2 separate regions of the Homo sapiens genome follow, and region 2 is linked to region 1. Evidence: read pairs that join two places in POLR2A ChIA-PET (ENCODE). Cell type or tissue: OCI-LY7. All regions are shown on one strand.

What was found. ChIA-PET counts read pairs that join two places held together with the same protein. Peaks named below come from ENCODE experiments on the same cell type or tissue, not always from the same donor. Only the 100,000 strongest peaks of a DNase experiment are listed, where the experiment ranks them.
Region 2: POLR2A ChIA-PET joins it to region 1 with 10 read pairs; 2 of 35 experiments call an interaction of 5 or more read pairs at or near these places.

Annotation. Positions count from the first base shown.
Region 1 is chr10:96,284,042-96,292,041 of GRCh38, reverse strand. No RefSeq gene overlaps it. Among named protein-coding and RNA genes, the nearest start is that of DNTT, 16 kb to the left of the region's middle. RefSeq lists enhancers at 3,666-3,835, 4,346-4,565. In OCI-LY7, no CTCF peak of the experiment used is centred here; DNase peaks (open chromatin) are centred at 1,138, 3,541, 4,091, 6,531 and 1 weaker place; H3K4me3 peaks cover 6,056 bases; H3K27ac peaks cover 7,305 bases.
Region 2 is chr10:96,175,122-96,183,121 of GRCh38, reverse strand. It overlaps a transcript of ZNF518A not described here. Among named protein-coding and RNA genes, the nearest start is that of ZNF518A, 49 kb to the right of the region's middle. In OCI-LY7, no CTCF peak of the experiment used is centred here; no DNase peak of the experiment used is centred here.

The DNA of each region.
Region 1 (8,000 bases):
AATAGCATGGGGTTTGGAGTCAAATCCAAGTTCTATCATTTACACTTGATGGCATTTTGATGACAGATAATTTGCTTAAATCCTCTATATGTGCATTTAAATTTGTATAGCTATTGCCAATCTGCAAATTGCTCTCCATTGACAATGTACCAGTTTACACTCAGATTACACACCGGAGAGGTGATGGGCCCGTTGTCTCACGCTCATCACACATGGTGTACTCTCAAACTTTGGGTTGCTTGCAAATATGAAATGTAGAAGAAGCTATCCCAGTGGAGTTTTCATTTGCTTTTTCTTCAATATGAGTGAGGTTGTGCATCTTTTCATCTATTTAAGGGCTACGAGTATTTCTATAAACCATCCTTTCTATCTTTTGCTTATGTTTTATTGGGTGTGTGTGTTTCCTTATTTATTTGTGTGATTTGCTTATATATGACAAAATTAGTCTTCTTCCTGAGTATAGGTTTCAAATACTTCCCCCGATTTGTTTTCTGACTTCTGACTTGGTTAATGGTGGTGACTTTTAAACATGCAGATCTTTTAAATGTAGTCAAATATATCAATCTTATTCTTTATGGCTTCTCTGTTTGTGTCATACTTAGCCCTTTCCCACTCAGAGATTCTAAACCCTAAGCAGCAGCGGGTGGGATGGGGTGGAGTGGGATGGTGAGGGATGGGAATGATGTTCTCTTCTAGGTTTTTTAGGGATTTATTTTCACATTTAAATCTTTAATCCACTGGAATTTATTTTTGTGTAACAAGTGAGGTATTGGATCCAAGTTTCTCTTCCCCCAAGTAGCTTCCTACTTGTCCTAGATTCTTTTATTAAATAATCCATATTTTCTCCACTTATTTAAAACCTAGTTAACTTTTGAAAGAATACACGAAGGTCCATGACTTCTAAATTTGGCAGCAGGAGGAGGTCTAAGCTGCAGAATGTTAGATGAGGCTCTTAGCTCTTTCTGAATTGTATCTGTTGTTATTTGGAAAAAGAAGAAATAAAAGTGCATTGATCTGAAAATTTAATTCAACAAATAGCTGTGTGGGAGAGTGGAAACAACACAGGCTCTTAAGTTAGAAAACCTGACTTCACTTCTCATATTGACTAATTGTGGGGAAGTCATGCAACTGCTGTGTGCCTCAGCTTTCGCCTCTGTAAAAATGGACCTAATAATGGCATCTATGCCATAATATGCTGTGCAGTTAAAGTGCATTGGTGCTTTATAAACTGTACAGGACTACAGGCACATGAGCTGTTATCTGAATTTTTACAAGGTGGTACAGCATTGCCAGTTAACTTATACAACACAATTCTATATTTGTGAATGTTTCACCATTCTTGAAATCCTTTCAGCTTCTTTGAAGATGATTAGCTTCTTTCTCCTTGCTGGGGAGTATTCTGGGTTTGCTATTTTTAGTTTGCTTAAATGTGTTTTCTGACAGCTTCTGAGTGGCAGTGGGGGGTTGGTAGGAAAGGAAGAGGTGACCGGGAAGTTAGAATCATCCACTGGGTTTCGAGGGAGAGGGAGCTGAGGCCGCACCTGGAAGAATGATCTGGAAGGAGGTAGAAAATAGGAAACCATAGGGAGAGTGAATTAGCTTATTTAGAATCTTGTATATATAATGATTATCTAGTTAAACTTTTGTTTTATAATTTATAGCAAAGTTTTGTGGACAGTACAGAAGAATGGTGAGAGTCAGTTAATGCAGTGATCGAATCACAATCCCTCTTCTTATTAATAGTTATTTAACCTCTCCAAAGCCTTTTTCTCATCTGTGCCCAAGGGATTATAAAGATTGAATGAGACAACATTCATTTCTCATGCTTATGTGACTCTAGATAGGAGGTTGGAGTGGGCAATTGAGAACAAAGTGTAAATTCATGATGGTGACTTGTGTTTGCCCTTGGGAGATGCAGTAGAAATTGTCTGCAATCGAGAGGTGCAACTGGAATCTGGACACTCACTCTTCCCCATCCCATAGACAAATGCTCTACCTCACTTCAAAGGCAACAGAAGCCTAGGAGGAAGAAGATGCCTCTAATACCCTGTCAAGTTTGCAAGAAAGGACATGGGATGATGACTCCATTATCACAGGGGAAGGAAAAATGTCCAGGTGACAAGGGGTGGGGACAATGAGTGGGGGCTTAAGGGGGAGGGGGCATCCATGGGACCAGCAGAAGGATTGGGAGAAAGTGAAAACAGATATGGGTCACTAATTGAAGAAAAATGTGACTGTGATTTAATTTGTTGGAACCAGAAAAACCTGCTCTTCAGAGTTCTCTTCTGCAAGCCTGGCCTTATCAATACATCAATCTGGTCATCCATCCATCACATGGTGGCTGCTGTCAATCATGGTTCCCTGCGCTGGAGCCCTCCACACGCAGTATTACAAATGCTCCCAGCCCTGAGGGAAAGGTGGCTCTAAAATTCCTTTTCTGTCGAGCACATTTTGCGTATGCTTATTAAGTTTTAAAAATTTGGAAACAAGTTACCCAAAACATCCCACTCATCAGTTGGTCCTGGTGCTGTAACGAATTACAACAATATTTTCTCTCTGTCAATGATGGTAAGTGAATTCTCAAGAAGTATACTGGAAACCAGCACAGGATACTTTGGCCTTTTTGATGGGGGTCACGTGATTTAATTTTCATGGTGAATTTTGGTTAATTCTATACTAGTCTAGAGAATTGTACGTGTGTCCGTGTGTGTGTGCTCTCATGAATAAAAACCCACCCACAGAGCCCGCTCCATGGACCTGGACCTGTGCAGTCACAGAGGGCCCTACATTCAGAAGACTCTCACCTTGTCTCACAATTTGAAGAAGGGGACTCACATCTTCATTTTGCACTGGATCTCACAACATACATAGCCAGTCCTGCTCTCCATGAAATATTGGACTTTGTTCAAAAACACAAGCAAGTTTTTATGTTTTAATTTAATTTAATTAATTAATTTATTTAGAGATGAAGTTTCGCTGTGGAGTGCAGTGGCCTGATCTCGGCTCACTGCAACCTCTGCCTCCTGGGTTCAAGTGATTCTCCTGCCTCAGCCTCCCGAGTAGCTGGGATTACAGGCGCCTGCCACCAGGCCCGGCTTATTTTTTGTATTTTTAGTAAAGATGTGGTTTCATCATGTTGGCCAGGCTGGTCTCGAACTCCCAACCTCAGGTGATCCACCCACCTCGGCCTCCCAAAGTGCTGGGATTACAGGCGTGAGCCACCATGCCTGGCCACAAGCAAGTTTTAAAAAATTTGATAGTTATCAGTATTATTAAAATACCTACCATTCAGGGATATAGAAAAATCATATACCAATGCATACAGGGAAAAATGCTTCATCATGCCAGTATACACAAACATCATGAATCTTGAAAGAACAGCAGTAAAGAAATGGTTTTGTTTTGAAAGGATAAAAAAAACTATAGTTAATTTTTTTTGTTTGGGAGTATTAATTCTCACTATATCATATCCTGCTGTTAGAGGAAGTGAGAGAGAAACGAAAAGACTGAGAACAGAAGATCAGTCAAGGGTATAGAAAAGAAACAGAGAGGAATCAAGGAGTGGGAGATTGAAATGAATCAAGCACTAAGCCCTGTCGTCTTCTTTTGATGCAAAAAAGCAATTTGCATGGTCACTCCTTCTGATGGGGTCACCCTGATACTGATTTATCGGGGACACAGTTTATGTACTATCTTCACAGCATGCTTTTAAAATTTTTGTTCATCTGGGCTTGCTTTGAAAGAGACTAGAAACCTCATCGTGGAGATCTCTTTGGGTCGCTGGACTCAAAGTAAAACCAAGCTGTGCAGGAGGTTTTGATCTTTGAACTTTCCCTATGGTTGCAGGCTTGCCTTAATCTGTAATAATAAAGTTTTAAAAATAAGTTAACCTCTTTTCTTATATGGTGCAAATATATCTTTCTCCACTAAAGTTTCAGTGTTGCTTTTCTTTTGTGGCCCCTGCCATTTCTTTCACCTTTTCTTTTAAACAGATACATGTTCACTAAAAAAAAACGACTCTGTTGCTTTAAGAAGAAAAAAGTTACACTCGGTCAGTCTGAAAATGCAACACCTGGCGCCCATATTTAGAAATGTTAAAACACACACACATACATACACACACACATTAGCCTTTGGCACTGAACTGTGCAAAACATTACAGGAAGCTCATTGCTTAAGGGCAGTTGAGTTTAATCATTTATTTGTAAGTCAGTTGTTTGGTACTTAAAAGCACTTTTTCCCATAGAAGCAAAGCTATAAATGGTGTTTTGGTCCCCAGGCTCAAAAGACTGTTGGAGAAACGTCTGCCCTGGAGATGAAAATAGAAAATGATTCTGTGCTGATACAGTAATTGAGCCAAAAAGAAAAGCTAACAAAGCAAGGAATGGTTGGCCTTGAATGCTTATACTGGAAGAGGAATGGATTTCACCTGATGTTGTGGTGGAGGCAGCTGGGGATTTCCAAGGTGCCTGTGGGTCCTTCCAATGGCCCAGGCTCTTTGCGTGTTCAGTTTAAAGCCTGGGCATGTTCTTCATCCTCCACACCAGTCTGCATTCAGCAGTGCTTTTGTGTCGCTCCCATGTTTGGGTTCTATTTTGGCTCAGAATGGTAAAGAGAGTGAGAGAGGAAGGGAAATCTTTCTAGGGTGTCTAGGGTGTTGGAAAAAGGGTGGAGTAAAGGAACCCAGGTGACCTTGTGGTACCTTAGCTCTCTGTGTTCCTTTGGAATGGAACATCTTCTCTGTGCTCCTCTAGCCACACAGGAAACCTATTTGGATGTAAAGGTCCAGCTCACGTATGTCCTCTTCTCTGGGAGTCTGTCCCTAATTTTCTGAACTTCCCCAGTGCAGCTTTTCCATATGTCTGTGAAAGCACACTTTACATCATTTGGTTATTATTTATTTGTATATGTCTCCTCCATTTGACTAGGAACCCCTCAAAAGGAAGAAATAAATTCATTTTTTAAAAAATCTCAGGAACCTACACAACCTATAAATGCATGCTCCATTCATCTAAGTTGGAGCCAAGCTGTGAGCATTAAAAAAAAACAGGCCTGAGGGAGAAGACAGCGGGGACATCATCCCACCAAAAAGAGAGGTTGGGGGTTATGGGGAAGAGATCTGCACCAGAACCTGCCCATCTCACCCCATTTACCAGAGCTTCATTGGTCCAGAACCACATGCCTCTTATCAATGAGGAATGAAAGAAGGAGCCCTTGAGACCATGTGTAAGCTACTGCTTGACAACTATGGTGGATATACTTTGACGTTTCCCCAGCAGCCATTTTTCCCTTCTTCCAGTGACATCTCCTGATAGTCATGGAGTGATCACCCTATATATATAGGCTTGGGTGTGTACTAACCTAGCTCTAGGATGGAGGATAGGGTATTACTTTCCCTCTGGCTTTGGTGTTTGGCTCAGAGATGGAAAGACAGACAAAATATCCAATCAGGGTGAATCTCATTACTTTTGAGGGTGCCATCTTTATCCTGCTGTACTTGAACCTGAGGGGCTGTGAGTCCGGGGCAGCTGGAATGGTGGTGGTGAATATTTAACAACTGGCTCTCGAAAAACAACTCTGATTTGTAGCATTTGCCAATTCGTGTGGTGGAAACACTTCCGTCATGCTGATTTCAAGCTCTAACATAATGTTGCTGACCATCATAGTATTTCCATTGTAGACGTAAGTACAATAGATGAAACTCACCTCAAGAGCATAGAAAATATAAAATGTAAAATAGGAAGACATGAATTTTGAGTATTTATAACATTTTAAAAATATAATTTATTGAATTATAATCTTATATAATTTATTTTTTTCAAATAATGGCTGTGTTAACAATAGATTCACAAACTTTCTGAAAATTTAACAATTTTCTCTGAATAGTTGATATGAGCTAGATCCAGCAGCACACTGAGCCAGAGCCAGCTGGCCACCTTTAAGGAATAAATTAGCTACGACTCACACAGAGTGAAAAAAAATGGTCCTAGCCATAGTGTTTGGTTCCTAAACTCTGCAGCCTGCTCAGATGCAGCACATTTGGATATACCAACAATTTCCTTTTTTTAAATCCAGCCTGAGTTGGGCTGTTACTTGCAGTTAAAAGAGTCCTAAATGAAACACAAATATTTTTTATATGTTTGACATTTGTAAGTAAAACTACCATCTTACAGTATATAGCAGGTTTGATGCAGGACAGGCAAGCCCTCAAATTGGGGCTTAGCCTGGGAGCCTTCTTGGCGTCACCTAGGAAAGAATTCAAGGGTGAGCCAGTGGTGTTAAACTGCAACTTTTATTGAAGCAGCGGTGTACAGCAGCAGCAGAGGTTCTACGCCATAGGCAGTGTGCCCAGAGCATCAGCTCAGAGATAGTGCAGCATTCATATTTATGCCCACTTTTAGGCGTGGTTTATGCAGAAATTTCTAGGATGAGGATGGTAACTTCCAGGTTGTCGGGTCATTGCCATGGAAAGGGGCAGTAACCTTTGAGTGTTGCCATGGCAACTGTAAACTGACACAGCACACTGTTGGGCGTGCCTTAGCGGGAGGTGCTTCTGCCACGCACCTGTTTTAGCTAGTCCCTCAATTTGGTCTGGTGTCAGAGCACCGCCTCCAGAGTCCAGTCCCACTTCCTACCCCAGGTTGAATGATAGTCCTCCAAAAGATAAGTCTACTGCCTAACACTTAGAACCTGTGAATGTGACATTTTTTGGAAAGCGAGTATTTGCAGATTTGATTATATTAAGGATGCCAATTTGAGATTATCCTGGATTAAGTGGGTGGGCCCTAAATTCAGTAACAAGTGTCCTGATAAGCAACACAGAGGAGAGACTTGGAGAGAAGTGAGAAGACCATGTGAAGACAGAGGCAGGGATTTGAGGTATACAGCCACAAGCCAAGGAGTGGCTGGAGCCACAAGGAGCTGGAAGAGACAAAGAAGGATTCTTCTCCAGAGCCTTTGGAGGAAGCATGGCCCTACTGACACCTTGATTTCAGACTTCTGGTCTCCAGAACTGTGAGACAATAAATTTCTGTTTTTTTAAGTCACCATATCTGTGGTCATTTGTTATGGCAGCTGTAAGGAACTTATACAAAGCAGTTATATTTTACCTGTACACAAAGTATGTTTCCAATTTTTACTGTAATTTAAAAATAAATCCAAAGATCTTAAGATTTTAAGATTCTTTAAATTTAGGAACATTTTTTAAGTGGATATGATAATCACCCAGAGAGAATCACACTTAGACTTAATGTATCAGTGTGTTTTCCTTTGTGTTTGTGTGCGAGATTATAAAACCTGAATCAAACTATATGGACAGTTTCAGGCCCTGCCCTTTTTTTTTTTTTTTTTTTTGGTCCATTGTAAAGATTTTCCTATATGGTTATAGATTATTTGAAAACACTGTTTTTAATGGCTGCAGAGCATTCCACTTACGGCTATATCATAATTTATGAAGTTATTATATTATTGTTGAATGTTTACATCGTTTCTAATTCTATACTGGTATAAATAATTCTACACTTAGGAAAAATTAATAAAATTTTATATTTTTCTTTTAAGCATATGAACATTTTAAGAATCCTGATACCTAGAACCAAACTGCCTTCTAGGAAGTTTCTATCAATTTGTTGTCCTGTCAGTGGCAAGAGCACCCATTTAACAATGCCTTTGCCAAACCTGAATTTTATAACTTTTTAAAAGCTTACTTTGGTAGGTTAAAAAATCAGTGGTATTTTATACTTGGTTTAATTTGTGTTTCTTTGGTTTAGTGGGATTGTGAGCTAGTTTATATTTTTATCAGCCATCTGGATCTCTTCTCTTGTGAATTAACCTTTTGTGTTCTTTGCTCATTTTTCTATTGGAATATTAGCCAGTTACTTATTGATTTGAAAGACAGTAATGTTATAGAATATCTAAAAAGATTTCTTCATAAAAAGTGGCTTTCTATAAATATTTGTTACACTTTATATACCGGGTCTTCTCATTTGTAAAAAAGCAGA
Region 2 (8,000 bases), 110 kb after region 1:
TATAAACACCTCTACACAAATAAACTAGAAAATCTAGAAGAAATGGATAAATTCCTGGACACATATACCCTCCCAAGACTAAACCAGGAAGAAGTGAATCCCTGAATAGACAAATAACAGGCTCTGAAATTGAGGCAATAATTAATAGCCTACCAACCAAAAGAAGTCCAGGACCAGACAGATTCACAGCCAAATTCTACTAGAGGTACAAAGAGGAGGTGGTACCATTCCTTCTGAAACTATTACAATCAATAGAAAAAGAGGGAATCCTCCCTAACACTTTTTATAAGGCCAGCATCATCCTGATACCAAAGCCTGGCAGAGACACAACAAAAACAATTTTAGAGCAATAGCCTTGATGAATATCGATGCAAAAATCCTCAATAAAATACTGGCAAACCGAATCCAGCAGCACATCAAAAAGCTTATCCACCATGATCAAGTTGGCTTCATACGTGGGATGCAAGGCTGGTTCAACATATGCAAATCAGCAAACATAATCCATCACATAAACAGAAGACAAAAATCACACGATTACCTCAATAGATGCAGAAAAGGCCTGCAACAAAATTCAACAGCCTTCATGCTAAAAACTCTCAATAAACTAGGTATTGATGGAACATATCTCAAAATAATAAGAGCTATTTATGACAAACCCACAGCCACCATCATACTGAATGGGCAAAAACTGGAAGCATTCCCTTTGAAAACTGGCACAAGACAGGGATGCCCTCTTTCTCACCACTCCTATTCAACATAGTGTTGGAAGTTCTGGCCAGGGCAATCAGGCAAGGCAAAGAAATAAAGGGTATTCAATTAGGAAATGAGGAAGTCTAACTGTCCCTGTTTGCAGATGACATTATTGTATATCTAGAAAACCCCGTTGTATCAGCCCCAAATCTCCTTAAGCTGAGAAGCAACTTCAGCAATGTCTCAGGATACAAAATCAATGTGCAAAAATCACAAGCATTCCTATACACCAATAACAGACAGGCAAATCATGAGTGAACTCCCATTCACAATTGCTTCAAAGAGAAGAAAATACCTAGGAATCCAACTTACAAGGGATGTGAAGGACCTCTTCAAGGAGAACTACAAACCACTGCTCAATGAAATAAAAGAGGACACAAACAAATGGAAGAACATTCCATGCTCACAGAGAGGAAGAATCAATATCATGAAAATGGCCATACTACCCAAGGTAATTTATAGATTCAATGCCATCCCCATCAAGCTACCAATGACTTTCTTCACAGAACTGGAAAAATTATTTTAGAGTTCATATGGAACCAAAAAAGAGCCCGCATTGCCAAGACAATCCTAATCAAAAAGAACAAAGCTGGAGGCATCACGCTACCTGACTTCAAACTATACTACAAGGCTACAGTAACCAAAACAGAATGGTACTGGTACCAAAACAGATAGACCAATGGAACAGAACAGAGGCCTCAGAAATAACACCACACATCTACAACCATGTGATCTTTGACACACCTGACAAAAACAAGAAATGGGGAAAGGATTCCCTAATTAATGGTGCTGGGAAAACTGGCGAGCCATATATAGAAAGCTGAAACTGGATCCCTTCCTTACACCTTAGACAAAAATTAATTCAAGATGGATTAAAGACTTACATGTTAGACCTAAAACCATAAAAACCCTAGAAGAAAACCTAGGCAATACCATTCAGGACATAGGCATGGGCAAGGACTTCATGACTAAAACACCAAAAGCAATGGCAACAAAAGCCAAAATTGACAAATGGGATCTAATTAAACTAAAGAGCTTCTGCACAGCAAAAGAAACTACCATCAGAGTGAACAGGCAACCTACAGAATGGGAGAAAACTTTTGCAATCTATCCATCTGACAAAGGGCTAATATCCAGAGTCTACAAAGAACTTAAACAAATTTACAAGAAAAAATCAAACAACCCCATCAAAAAGTGGGTGAAGGACATGAATAGACACTTTTCAAAAGAAGACTTTTATGCAGCCAACAGACACATGAAAAAGTGCTCATCATCACTGGCCATCAGAGAAATGCAAATCAAAACCACAATGAGATACCATCTTACACCAGTTAGAATGGCAATCATTAAAAAGTCAGGAAACAACAGGTGCTGGAGAGGATGTGGAGAAATAGGAACACTTTTACACTGTTGGTGGGAGTGTAAACTAGTTCAACCATTGTGGAAGACAGTGTGGCAATTCCTCAAGGATCTAGAACTAGAAATACCATTTGTCCCAGCCATCACATTACTGGGTATATACCCAAAGAATTATAAATCATGCTGCTATAAAGACACATGCACATGTACGTTTATTGCGGCACTATTCACAATAGCAAAGACATGGAACCAACCCAAATGTCCATCAGTGATAGACTGGATTAAGAAAATGTGGCACATATACACCATGGAATACTATGCAGCCATAAAAAAGGATGAGTTCATGTCCTTTGTAGGGACATGGATGAAGATGGAAACCATCATTCTGAGCAAACTATCGCAAGGACAGAAAACCTAACACCGCATGTTCTCACTCATAGGTGGGAAGTGAACAATGAGAACACTTGGACACAGGCAGGGAACATCACACACTGGGGCCTATTGTGGGGTGGGGGGAGGAGGGAGGGATAGCATTAGGAGAAATACCTAATGTAAATTACGAGTTAATGGGTGCAGCAAACCAACATGGCACATGTATACATATGTAACAAACCTGCACGTTGTGCACATGTACCCTAGAACTTAAAGTATATATAAAAAAAAAAGATGAAAAAATTGTGAAAGCTCAAGGCTGGGTACAGTGGCTCACACCTGTAATTATAGCACTTTGGGAGGCTAAGGCAGAGGATCACTTGAATTCAGGAATTTGAGACCAGGCTTAGCAACATAGCAACACTTCATCTCTATTAAAAAAAAAAAAAAAAAAAAAAAAGAGGCTGGAGCTGTGGTTCATGCCTGTAACCCCAGCATTTTGGGAGGCCAAGACAGGCAGATCACCTGAGGTCAGGAGTTTGAGATCAACCTGGCCAACAGGGTGAAACCCTCTCTCTACTAAAAATACCAAAAATCAGCCAGGCGTGATGGCAGTTGCCTGTAATCCCAGGTACTCAGGAGGCCAAATAAGGAGAATCGCTTGAACCCAGGAGGCAGAGGTTGCAGTGAGCCGAGGTTGTGCCACTGCACTCCAGCCTGAGCTAGAGAGCGAGACTCCATGTCAAAAAAAAAAAATGAAAGAAAGAAAGAAGAAGAAAAAAAGAAGAAAAGAAGAAGGATGAGGAGGAGGAGAAGGAGAAAGAGAAGGAGGAGAGGAGGAGGAGGAGGAGGAAGAAGAAAAGGAAGAAGAAGAAGAAGAAGAAGAATTGTAAAAGATTCAAAAGTGTTATTTTTTCATTCAACCAGTGAACATTTATTGAGCCTGCTGTATGTCTGTCAGTATGTATGTTAGGGTTTTGTGTGGAAGTTTCTGTGTTTTCATTCCTCTTAGAAAAAATATCTAGGAGTATAATCCTGGGTCACATAGAAAATACATGTTTATAAGAAACTGCCAAAATGTTTATAAAGTGGGTGTACTTTGGATAAACTCTATGGGGACATCAGCAATGTATGAGAGTTCAGTTGCTTCACACCCTAATCAGTACTTGATACTGTCAGTTTTAATTTTAGCCATTCTACTAGCTGTGTAGTAGTATCTTATTGTGGCTTTAATTAGCAATTTTTTGATGATTAATGATACTGAGTATCTTTTCATGTGCCCATATATCCTCTTTTTTGAGGAATCTGTTCCTTTGTCTATTTTAAAAATTAGGTTTTTTATTAAATGGTAAAAATGTTATATTTTCTAGACATAAGTCCCTTGACAGACATATGTATTGTGAATATTTTATTTTTCTTGCCTGCAGTAAACCCTATTTAACATACAGTATCCATTTTATATATTGCTGGGTTTTTAATGCTAATACATTAAGGATTTTAACATAGACATCCATAGGGAACACTGGTCTGTAGTTTTCTTTACTTACAATGTCTTCATCAAATTTTAGTATCAGGATAGTGCTGGACTCATAAAATGACATAAAAATATTCCCCTATTTTTTGAAAGAATTTGTGCAGCATTGATATTATTTATTCCTAATACATTTGATAGAGTTCACCAATGAAGCCATCTGGGCTGGAGCTTTCTTCGTGTGAAGGTTTTCAATTATGATTTCAATTTTTTAATAGATATAGGCTATTGTGATTTTCTATTTTTGTTTTGTTAATTTGTCTCTCAAGGAATTTGTCCATTTCAACTAGGATACCAAATTTATTTGTATAACATAGTCTAATATATATTCTAATATAATGCTTTTAAGATATGTCAGATCTGTAGTAATGTCCCCTCTTTAACATTTTTCTCGATTCATCTAGCTAAAGGTTTATCAATTTTATTGACCTTTGCAAAGAACCAAGTTTTCATTTCATTAATTTTCCCTATTGTTTGTCTGTTTTCTACTCATTGATTACCATAAATAATGTTATTATTTCCTTTCTTCTGCTCATTTTAGGTTTAATTTGCTCTTCTTTCCATACTTTCTTAAGATGGAAGCTTACATAATTGACTGTAAACCTTTATTGTTTTCTAATACAAGTATCTGAAGTTTAAAATGTCCCTCCAAACACTGGTTTAGTAACATTCAATGAATTGTAATATAGATTTCTCAATTTCATTCGCTTAAAAATATTTCTAAATTTCCCCTGTGACTTCTTCTTTAACTCATGGGTTAATCATAAAAGGGCTGTTTAATTTCCATGTATTCAGGAATTTTCCAAGGATTGTTCTGAGATTGATTTCTAATTGAATTCTGTTAAGGATATAACATACTCTGCATGAATTCAATCCTTTTAAATTTATTGAAACTTGTAAATTTAGTGGATGTTCTACATGGACTTGTGAAGAAGGCATAGTCTGCTAATTTCAGATGGAATGTTCTGTAAAATCATTTAGTTCAAGTTGACTGATAATATGGCTCTAGTCTTCTATGTCATTACTGATTTCTTTTTGCCTAGTTGTTCTATCAATTACTGAGAGAGGAGTATTGGAATAGCTAACTATAATTGTAGATTTGTCAATTTCTCTCTATAGTTCTGTCGCTTTTACTTCATGTATTTAGAAGCTTTGGTACTATATGCATAGACTTTTAGGATAGTTATGTCTTCTTAATGAATGGAACTCTTTATCATTGAGGTATTTCTTTTTATCCCTAGTATCATTTTTTTCTGGTCTACATTTTTTCATCCTGACAAATTTCTGCCTTTTAATTGGAGTGTTTATAACATTGATATAATTGGGTTTAAAGCTGCCATCTCTGTTTTCTATATTTTCCCACCAGTTTTTGTTTTCCATTTTGTGCCTTCTGTTGGCTTGAGGTTTTAAAATCTATTTTATCTTCAATATTCTCTTAGTAATTACATGTTTTTTACAATGGTTCCTCTAGGCTATACAATACACATATGTGACTTATCACAGTCTATCTTCAAATACAACAGTACTCCTCCATTTCCCCTTCCCTGCCTTTGTGCTACTGTTGTCATACATTTTACTCCTACATGTAATAAATCCTATAATATGTTATTATTTTTGCTTTCAATGATTTTCTTTAAAAGAAATTAAACAATGAGGGAAAAGTCCAGTGCTCTTAATTCCTTTGTGTAGATAAGATACCATTTTTCTTCTATCTAAAAAATTTCTCTTAATATTTAAGGTAGCGCAGTTGTGCTGAATTATCTTGGATTTCTCTTATGTTAAACTGTATTTGTTTTGTCTTCATTCTTGAAAGATGATTTCACTAGACATAGAATTCTAGGATGACTTATTTTTCCCTTCAATATTTTAAAAATATCATTCCACTATCTTCTGGATTGCATAGTTTCTGATGTAAGTCTGCAGTAACTCTTATCTTTGTTTCTCAACACATATGTGTACTTTCTTCCTCTGGCTTCTGTTAAATTTTTTATAACTTGCTTTCAGAAATGTGATTTTTTTTTTTTTTTTTTTGAGACAGAGACTCACTCTGTTGCCCTGGCTGGAGTGCAGTGTGGCATGATCATGGCTCACTGCAGCCTCAACCTCATGGGCTCAAGTATCCTCCCACTGCAGCCACTGAAGTAGCTGGGACTACAGGCATGCACAACTACACCTAGCTAAGTTGTTTTTATTGCTTTTTGTTTGTTTGTTTTGAGACAGAGTCTCGCTCTGTCACCCAGGCTGGAATGCAGTGGCACGATCTCAGCTCACTGCAACCTCTGCCTCCTGGGTTCAAGTGATTCTCCTGCGTCAGCCCTCCTGAGTAGCTGGGATGACAGGTGTCTGCCACCACGCCCAGCTAATTTTTGTATTTTTAGTAGAGATGGAGTTTCACCATGTTGGTCAGGCTGGTCTCAAACTCCTGACCTCAGGTGATCTTCCTGCCTTGGCTTCCCAGTGTTGGGATTACAGGCATGAGCCACTGTGCCCACCCTTGTTTTGTTTTTTTGTAGAAACAAGGTCTCACTATGTTTCCCAGGGTAGTCTGAAACTCCTGGCTCAAGTGATCCTCCCATCTCAGCCTCCCAAAATGCTGGGATTATAGGCACTCAGCCAGAAATGTGATTATGATGTGTTTGGGATGGTTTTCTTCATGCTTTTCCCGCTTGGGCTTCATGTAGCTTCTTGGACCTTTAGGTTTATCATTTTCATAAAATTTAAGGAAAATTTTCAGTTATTATTGCTTCAAATATTTTTTTCTCCCTTTTCTCCTCCTTTTCTGGGACTCCAGTTACATAAATGTTTTACTACTCAATATTGCCCTATAGTGTGGCATTCATGGAAGTGTACAGCTTGGATCTCCCTTCAAGAAAAAATTTATAGGCTGAGTGTAGTGGCTCACATCTATAACATTGCTTTGGGAAGCCAAGGCAGGAGGATCACTTGAGGCCAGGAGTCTGAGACCAGCCTGGGCAACATAGACCCTGTCTCTACAAAAACTTAAAAAATAATAATAACCAGGCAGGGTGCCATGCACCTGAAGTCCTAGCTACTCAGGAGGCAGGATTGCTTGAGCCCAGGAATTTGAGGTTACAATGATTGCACTGCACTCCAGCCTGAGAGATAGAGTAAGACCTATCTCTAAAAAACAAAAGAAAGGAAGGAGGAAAGAAAGGAAGGAAGGAAGGAAGGAAGGAAGGAAGGAAGGAAGGAAGGAAGGAAGGAAGGAAGGGAGGGAGGGAGGCAGGGAGGGAATACTTGTAATTCAGCTGCAAGGAGTGCAATTAGGTTGACAGCCACTAGCTATTAGGGCTTTCAGCATCTGTCTCAGGATTCAAGACAAATATATGGTCTTCCTGAGCACCCTTCAGTCTACATTTTTGCCCAACATGGAACTCTTCTAAAAGACAGACTTTGACCTGAAATACCCATTGGGTTGGCTGACTGTATATGAGATGCATGACAATCTGAGACTCTCTATAACCAATGTGGCTTCCACTCACCAACCCCTTTCTTTCTCCAGTTATCAGACCTGCCTTATGGTTTGCTGGCTTTTCTTAAACTCAATCCTCCTTCCTCTCCTTTAAATTTTCCCAAGCATTACTGCCCAATAAACTTCTTGCATTCCAAACTCCACGTCAGCATCTTATCCAGAAGACCCAACTGACAGAGTTAGTACCTAAAGTAGTCCAAGAAAGCAGGAAGTAAAGATGAGGTTTTGGGACCAGATTACTCATCACCCAGCTGGCAATCAGGACCCATCCTGTGGGTATGTAAGGCATGAATTGCCCCAAGTACAAAGTGGTGGCCCAGATACTAATGTCTTGCAGTGACTTATTTTTATATGTCCCCAGGCTTGATTTACTAGTCTTTATTGCATCTATATTCATAAGGAAATTTTCTTTAGATGTCTTTGGCCTCATAGAATGAGCTGGGAAGTGTACATTTCTTAATCAGCTCTGGGTGCTATAACAAAAATATCATAGAC